Regions from separate parts of the Mus musculus genome. Here region 1 is linked to region 2. Evidence: chromatin loops called from intact Hi-C (ENCODE). Cell type or tissue: gastrocnemius. All regions are shown on one strand. Links, peaks and the distances in the headings refer to the core of each region. The heading gives the core; the rest is flanking DNA. Region 1 has its middle 67 kb from the start of Gm4668. Region 2 overlaps Tgfbr2 (transforming growth factor, beta receptor II).

The links. A loop is a pair of places that touch in the nucleus more often than their neighbours do. Peaks named below come from ENCODE experiments on the same cell type or tissue, not always from the same donor. Only the 100,000 strongest peaks of a DNase experiment are listed, where the experiment ranks them.
Region 1: a loop joins it to region 2, with 21 times the contacts of the local background. A loop is called at or near these places in 4 of 42 quality-filtered maps.

The regions. Positions count from the first base shown.
Region 1 is chr9:116,253,943-116,258,334 of GRCm38, reverse strand. No RefSeq gene overlaps it. Among named protein-coding and RNA genes, the nearest start is that of Gm4668, 67 kb to the right of the region's middle. In gastrocnemius, for the core only: a CTCF peak has its summit at 1,991 (motif pointing right); no DNase peak of the experiment used is centred there; H3K27ac peaks cover 90 bases.
Region 2 is chr9:116,167,479-116,171,870 of GRCm38, reverse strand. All of the region lies in intron 1 of Tgfbr2 (transforming growth factor, beta receptor II), which reads left to right. Among named protein-coding and RNA genes, the nearest start is that of Tgfbr2, 5.7 kb to the left of the region's middle. In gastrocnemius, for the core only: no CTCF peak of the experiment used is centred there; a DNase peak (open chromatin) is centred at 1,810; H3K4me3 peaks cover 1,896 bases; H3K27ac peaks cover 3,261 bases.

The DNA of each region.
Region 1 (4,392 bases), core at 125-4,124, 86 kb before region 2:
ATGCTCTTGAACACACAGAAACATGCCCAGATCCTATCCTAATCATTTATCTGGGTTAGTGATAGATCCAGAGCATCAATAGAGCTGTGTTTCTGGTCTATGGTGCTCCACTCTTGGTGTTAGGCAAAGATGAACTCTGTGACCATACCTGGATCCCCAGAATTGCCAAGTCCCTCGGCATCATAGCCATCTTATGTTAATCAAATTTGATACTGTTTAGCCTTAATTGTTAATGACACAGCCTAGGTCATCTGACAAGAAAGCCTGGATTGAGGAATTGTCTAGAACACATTGACCTATGGCATGTCTGCGCAGGGTTGTCTTGATTACTCGGTGATACAGGAAGGCCTAGCCCACTGTGGGTAGCATCATCCCTAGGCAGGAAGTCCTGGGAGATATGAAAAGCTAGCTTAGGATAAGCCTGTGAGTGAGCAAGCCAAAGAGCATCATTCCTCCAGAATCCTACCACTTCATTGGCTGTTAATGAGTTCCCTGGGTAACTCTGCCTGGTATTACTGCATGAAATAGCAAAGAGGCCAGCCTTGAGTTTGTGCCTTAACTTTTCTCTATGATGGCATGTAACCGGGAAGCGTAAGATGCTTTTGTTCAGAAAGCTTTTTCACAGCCATGGAGATGTGACCAGGACCGATTTGTCACTGGGAGGTTTATAAGTTGACGCCTATCAGAAACATCTTCAATTGTGTGACTGCCTGTAAAAGTGTATACCCCCTCAAAGTTAGTATAGTTGTGAGTTCAGCATATTTTCACTCCAAACTAGCTAATTTTATGTCAATTTGACCAAGAGTAGAGTCATCTGAGAGGACAGAACCCCAACACCTCCGTAACATTATGTGGTAGGCAAGACTGTAAGAGCATTTTCTTAATTAGTGATTGATCTTGGAGGGCCTAGCCTATTGTGGGTGGAGCCACCCCTGGGCTGGTGGTCCTGGGTTCTATTCGAAAGCAGGCTGAAAAAGCCACCTGACTTCTTTTGATGATGAACAGTGTTGTGGAAGTATAGCTTAAATAAACCCTTTCATGACTACATTGCTTTGGTCATAGTATTTTATCAAAGCAAATAAAATCCTAACTGAAACAACCGCTTTATAGCCTACTTTCTAAATTCTTACTTTGCTGAGTTAAATTCATTAATATTAAATGATACTTCAACCTTGGTGGTGGAGTTGGGATACATCAAGTCGAGTCAGGTTAAAAGAAAACTACATGGAAACTCGGTGCACGCTGGGTTCTGTCTGTGAGTGACCTTCGAGAAGTCTTTGTGCCCCTCACATCCCACAGGGTCTGTGGAGACTCCCTGACACTGATGTATGGGATTGAACCCTTACCTGACAGTCTAACCCCTGCCAGTGTCCGTAGCTCCCCAATTCCCTCCTCCTGAGGAAGCCGGGTGCCCTTGCTGTCACTCAAATATGATAATCTCACATGCATCTTTATGCTTTCTTCTCTCTCCTCCTCCAACGTCTCCTCCATAGCCATCGTGAAGACAGGCTGTCTGATTCACTGAGATTATAATCAAGCATGAAACTTTGTAGGTGCTTCAAATCTTTTTATGGGGATTTAATAGTTAGAATGTATATAACAGTTACAAGTCATTAGGTGATGATTCTGGTGTTCTTCATAATGACAAAAATTGATACACACTGCAAGGTTTATCTTTTTTTTTAATCCACTTGTTCATTGATTTATTTATTGTGAGGGGTAGGGAAGCAGGTGTTCCAGGGAGTACACATGAAGGACAATCTATACGAATCAGTTGGTCCCCTCCTTCCACCTTGTGGGCTCCTGGGATTGAACCCAGGTCATTAGGTATGCCAGCAGGCACCGTTACCCCCAGAACTGTCTCGATAGCACCAAGATTTACCTTGCAAAGCTTCATTGTGACATTCTCTCTTTTTCCAGACTTCTTTTTATTTTTCGGTTCCACGTGTGTGTGGAGGTATGTGCACATGAGTGCAGGTGCCCGCAGTAGCCAGAAGAGGGCATCAGATCCACTGGATCTTGGGTTCCAGGCAGTTGTGAGCTGCCTGATATGGGTGCTAGGAACTGAGCCTGGGTCCTTTGCAAAAAACAGTATGTGTTCTTAACCTTGAGCCATCTCTCTATCCCATTCTTGGGACATTCATGCGATTTTTTTGATGATAGAATGAGATACTGATGGTAGAGGTGTTGTTTGTCTGTCTGTACCACTTTAATAGCTCACTGCTTCTAACAATAAAAAATCCTAACAACCTTTTATCATGTCTCTACCGTGTCAGAGGATTGGGACTGAGATGTGTATATGGAGCTGCTCTTGGTGGCTTATGCTTGACAACCCAACACTGCTACCTAAATGGATGTCATAGGTGTTATGTTGAATTAAAAAAGTTAGAACCCAGACTCCTCACAAAGTGAGTCGGCAGGTTAAACAGGCAAACGAGGAACTCCGAAGCTTAGCGATCAGGCTGTAAGAAACCTAAGGGAAACCAGTGGTTTAAGAAGCACCCAAGCTTTGTATAACTTGTCTATCTGCATAAAGATCTCAAGTTGGACCTTTAAGACTCTTGCATGAGGTGGCCATGGTGCTGTGTGGCTGTAATCCCAGCACACATAGGCTGAGGCAAGTCAGTGCCTGGAACTCCACCACTTCAAAGCTGGAGGAAGGAATTCAGGGCCAGCCTCAGCTACATACCAAGTTCAAGGTCAGTATGGACCACAAAGAGGGGTGTGTGTGTGTGTGTGTGTGTGTGTGTGTTATCCCTTAGTGGAGACTCAAAATCACACAAAAATTTGAAACCTAAAAAGTCAAGTTGTTTATGGAAAGCAATGAAAGAGAACCAAATTTAATCTTACTGAGCCCCTGAGGAAATGCAGAGTCTGCTGGTACCGAGGCCCTCCACCCCTAGCAGACAACTGTCTAGGTGGGACTCAGCCTTGTCTCCCTGGCTGACAACTGACAGGCCCATGGAAGTGACCTCTGCCATTTGTTGCAAAACACCTCAAAAACAGCTGAGCCTGTGACCCTGGAAAGAGTACTTTGTTTTTCCTGTTTTCCTTCAGACATGGTCTCAGAATGTGACAAGGCTCATCTTTCTCAAACCAGCTTCCCCCCCTCCCCACCCCGCCTGCCTCCCACCAGCTCTGGAGCAGTTGTGTGCTGGTCAGACTCGGATTGTGGCTGTCGGGGACTGTCTCATTGCTGCTCGTCATTACAGCACTCTGCCGATTCGGTCTGCTATAAGGTCTCATCACGGAGCCCAGGCTGCCCTCAGATTCCCAACAATCTTCCTGCCTCAGCCTCCATAGTGGAGTGCTGGGCTTGCAGGCGTGAGCCACCGTGCCCGGCTAGAATTCTTACATTGAAGACATGACAGTAATTGTGGCCTGGGGCTGTCACTCAGTTAATACTGTGCTTCCTTCAGAGATCATGAAGCTGCGGGCCTCGATCCCCAGCACTGCATGAAACTAGGTGTGGTACACTCTCTAATCTCAGTATTCTGACTGCAGAGGCAGGAGGACCAGGAGTTTGAGTCCGTTAATACTGCGTTCAAGGTCAACTTCAGCATGAGACCTGGTTAAAAGAAATCATATTTAGGCCAGCAAGTTATTTTATTTTTCCTTTAAAAAATAAGTAACTAAGTAACTAGTCATAAAAAAAAAGTCAAATCATATTTCAGAGCGATATCTCAGACTGCAGGGTAATGTTAACTCAGTTGGTAGAGAGCTGACCTATCATGCTCAACGCCTGGATTGGATCTCCTCCATTACTACAAAAGCTGGGCATGGTGTTGCTTGATTGTAACCATGAGGGGGAGGGGAGACCGGAGAGTCAGGAGTTCGAGGTCATCCTCGGCTACATAACAAACTTGGAGCTAGCCTGTGCTACTTGAGACCCAACATCCAAAGCAAACAAACAAAACCGAGAGACTTTTCGGCCTATCAGTCTTTACTTCCAAAGCACACAGCAAAAAACAAGAAACAAAAACAAACAACAACAACAACCATTCATTGTATGAGAAGGAACTAGAAATCTGAATTCTCTGGGAAAAGAGTTTTCTCTGAACAGCCACAGGTAATTAATGATTGTGGGGGGGGTGTCATATTGCTCAGTGAGTGGTCTAAGAAATAACCCCCCACCCACATTCACGCAGGTACCCCATGAAATGGCACACAGAGTGGGGAAGGAGGGAGTTCTGTGGGAGGGGGAAAGAGATAGGAGAGGATAATGGCAAGGATTAAGATTAGCATGTATTGTGTAAGTATATGAAATTATGAATGGGTAAATAAGGAAAGGAAAACAGAATGTGTGACTTTGGCAGGGTGGACGTGGAAGGGGCAATGACCTCCGGGTCAGAGGAGGAAAACTTCAGGTAGGCGAGCGTCTGGAAGACTTGC
Region 2 (4,392 bases), core at 127-4,126:
GTTCTTTAAGGATGTCCTTACACCTATCCAGGTCCTGGACCAAAAATCTTTAGTCCTTTAATCCTTTGGACCTACTCTCCCCTCCCCCACATAAGGTGCATTTTCAGCCCCAGGGCACTTCCTTTAATGACATCTTGTTTTTAACAAGTGGATTATGCAGAAAATGCTAACCAGGGCTACAATTTTCGGCCTCTGTTTTGATATAGCACCCCACATTGAGGACTCCTTTTTAAATGCCCACCTTCCCCAGGTCCTCAGTGGCCTCCCTACCTCCTGTTTCATTCAGTTTCTGCCCTAAACCGGACTTTACAGTTTTCCTTACATTGATGAATAACTATTTAAAAATTTAGGTTTTATTTATTTCATTGTGTGGCAGCTGTGGATGTATGTAGGAGACTGTCGCGTGTGCAGGGACCTGAGCAGGCTGGAAAGCGTTGGATCCTCTGGAGCTGGGGTCACAGATGGTTGTAAGCAACCCAGTGTAGATAGATGTTGGGAACCGAATTCAGGTCCTCTGCCCCTGGGAACAATTCTATTTTCCCAATCAATAACGGAAACTTCTGAATGCTATCTCCCAAACTGCCTTACTATTCTTCCTTCTCAAGGGTATTTACTAAATGGGGATGTATAGACTGAGAGGAAGCTACCCCAGATGAGTGCAGCAGAGTTGTTGTCACTTTGTTTCTTTGAGCTCCCGAATCGTGTCACAGACAGAGCACAGGACACGCTGGGGATTCGAACACTGTTAGGTCCTGTTTGGTTGCTCTAGTCCCGTCGCCCCCCCCCATACCCTAACCCCATGCTTTGCTGAATGCACAAGAGGGGGTTCACATTGGATGTTTCCTTCTCAGTGCCTCTGCGTGAGTTTCTCCTTGCTGAGTTCTTACCTTGCCATCTCTGCCTGGTTGTATTTCAGCCCTAGACGATCCACAGTTCTCCTTCACTCTTCTTATGCAAACTGGACCAAAGCGTGTCCAGCCCGTCTTTCTGTTGGATGGGCCAGGGTAGAGTGAGAGCCACACACTGAAGATCAGGGTGTCTTGGATTACAGTCCCACCTCTCCCTCGCTGGCTGGGCAGCCTAGAATTCCTTGGCTCTCACTGGATAATGTGTGGGAAGACAGAATAAAGTAATGCCTTCAGGTGCCTCATCCCAGGCCCCACAGGCGGCTCTGGATGTCTCTCTCAGTCACACCTGACAAACCTCCTCACCTATACCATTCTTTCTGACTTTGTGTCTTACCAAGGCTGAGAGCAGCAGTTCTCAAGCTGTGAGTGGAGAACCCGCCTGGCCAGAGACGTGGATCTTATATCCTGCATTGTCAGATATTTACTGATTCATATCAGTGGCAAATTTACAATTAAGAAGTAGCAATGGAATACTTTTATGGTGTGTATGTGTGTGTGTCGGGGGGGGGGGGGTCACCATAGCACGAGGAACTGTATTAAAGGGTCACAGCATTAGGATGTTGTCAACCACTAGGGCCTCCCGGGCCTCAATTCAGGAAGCTGGTCCTCTCTGGAACCTCTCTCTGGATCACCTATCTGACTAATTTTTCTCATCTTTAAAGACCTTCCTTGGGCCTCGTAAGGAAACCTGCTTTGAACATGTCAGGTGAGCCAAGCGCCCCCTCCTCTGTCCTCTCTCAGCTCCGAGCACAGCAAGCAGTGATTTTTGTGTGATTCCCGAGTTCATTGAGCCTCGTTAGCTGCTCCAGGGCAAGCAGGATCTGTCAGTCAGAGGCTGGTCTCCAGGGCTGCCCCGGGACGACAGCTCATTCTCCGAGCTGTACCAGCTCCCTTCATCCTGCTGGGGCTAGTGTGAGTGTGACTGCTGCACAGGCTTACATACCCAGGAGGGCCCCTGCTGTGTTGGGTATTTGGTCCTGAGTGGTCAGAGCATCTGAATTAACTTGGCTATTGGTTTGCTCTTGCAGCACCTGCGGTTGGACTCAGGCCTTGGTATATCTCCATCTCTCTCTTACTTTTGTAGCAGGACTTAAGTCCCCTGGGGCAAAGCTGCCCTCAGCCTGCACTGCTTTTGCCTCAGCCTTTAATAGCCAGGCCTTGGGGTCTGTACCTGTGCCTCGGGGTCCCGCTTTGGCTATTTCTATGCTATGACATTGATGCCTATATTCTGACCAAAGATAGAAAAAGATGTTTTGACTTTAGCGAGGTTTTCACCTACAAAATTACCCTGCAAATGCTAGCGCTCTCTCTCTCTCTCTCTCTCTCTCTCTCTCTCATCTTCCTCCTTTCCCCCTCCTCCTCCTCCATTTTCTCAAACATTGTAGAAAGGAAACAATAATTACAAAATACAATGTTGAATTTATACACAGGTTTTGTCACGTTTTGCTGTTTGTTTGTTTGTTCGTTTGCTTTTGAAGAACATAGAATCAACAAGGTTTTATTCTGTGATCTAGAATATAGACCAGGCTGGCCTCACACTTGTAGTAATCCTCCTGCCTTAGCCTCTCAAGTTCTGCTCCTCCAGCATGAGCCACCACACCCATCTTGAATCGAATGTTTATGTTTCCTACCCACCTAGGCTTTATGTTTTGGTTTCTGAGCAGTGCATCTAAGGGAAGTATGTGCATCCGAAATTGGCTGTCTATCACAGAGCATCCTGGGGATTATTTAGGTCAGATGCAAACCACCAAGGCATTTCAAAATAGGCTATGCGAAACTGTACTTCCTGACCCTGGCTCGGCATATTCAGCCAAGTGCTATATAAAAGTTTAACCCTGACCCTCTGCAAGGTTTTGCATTCTGCTCCTGTGGATCTTTGGATGGCGGACGCTATAGTTTTCAGAACCAGCCCAGAGATGAGCAGTAACCGCCTGGTGTTCACAGCTTGTCCTTCCTCCCACAGGAGCGTGTCACCTCACCTCCGACAGGACAAGAGAGTGATTGGTCACCGTATTTCTGGGTGGGGTTTGCTGAGGGGTTTAGGAAGCTGCAGGAATGCCTGGGCTTATCCTGAGTGCAGTTAGGAAGAAGGGTGACATTACTTATTTAATCATAGAAAGAGACCTAGAAGATAATTCTTATAATTCTCTATCTCATAAATAGGTGGAGGCTATGTGTGTGTGTGTGTGTGTGTGTGTGAGTGTGTGTGAGTGAGTGTGTGTGAGTGTGTATGAGTGTGTGTGAGTGAGTGAGTGTGTGAGAGTGTGTGTGTGAGTGTGTGTGTGTGTGTGTGTGTGTGTGTGTGTAAGTGGGTCTTCATAGAGAAGCTGAAGGGTTAAAGACACGTCATATTTGAGAGTGGAGGAAACTTCACCCTTCAGATGTCTGCAGTGGGTCACCCCTGGTTGGTTTATGTGCTTTGTATGATCTGCTATGGATTTATTGCATTTTGTATTTCTCCTTATGCATATTCACTGTACATATTACTCTCTGCTAAAGGGATGTTTTTCATGGAAATGTGCATTGTGTCTCTTGATGGTCTTCGTGCCACAGAAAATCAAGACAGGAACAGGGAGTGTTTTGCCCGTGGGTGATCTACAGTTCCCAGCCTGACAGTGATATCACGGTCATGAGAACCAGGGTAGCCTAGGCATTGGTATTGCTAGCAATTCAGCTGCATCACGTTCAATACAATACAATAAACATGTGTTTATTGTAAAACTGCACAATGTATTGTATAGTGCAGTGAAGTCTATTGTAAAATTCAAATTCCAAGCATACAGGACCATCACATAGGTCTGGGGCTCAGACAACTGCTGGTGGTTTAAAGCAGAATAGATTTGACCTGACTTTATGAAGATGAAAAATTTTACCTTTGAGGTCCAGCTAATTTGAAAGCCTGTACCTGGGGAGGACTCTGTTTTACATTGAAGCCTGGTGGATCCGGACTCATTCTGGACCAGGTCTTTCTCTTTCCCCTTTTCCTCCTGTGTCAGTAGCCCTTGAAGCCCAGGCTGTCCTCAAACTCACTATGTAGCTAAGGTTAACCTTGAACTCCTGATCATCCTGCCTCTACCTTTCCAGCACTGAGATTGCAGTTATGTGACACTACGCCTGGTTTATATGGTTTGGGGATAGAACCCAGGGCTCTGTGTACTCTGAACAAGCATTCTACCAACTAAGTGAGAATCTAGATGCCCACTGTAGAACAACTACCCCCTTGGCTGCAGTTGACCCAGTCTCTGGCTTCCTGCCTAAGTTTTGAAGGGGGACCTGGCATCTGAGGGCTGAGGCTGTAAACCGTCAAAAGGAATTAGCTGTAGGGCAAGAGCCTGTGATCCATGGTGAGATAGTATTCGGGGGGAAGTCAGGCATCTAGGCCCTCCCTCTCTTTATCTGATGAAATATTTTCTTCCAAATACTTTCAGCATTGCGACTAAAATATGAGCTTGGTATATGAGCATGTCCTGGGCTTTCAAGGGCA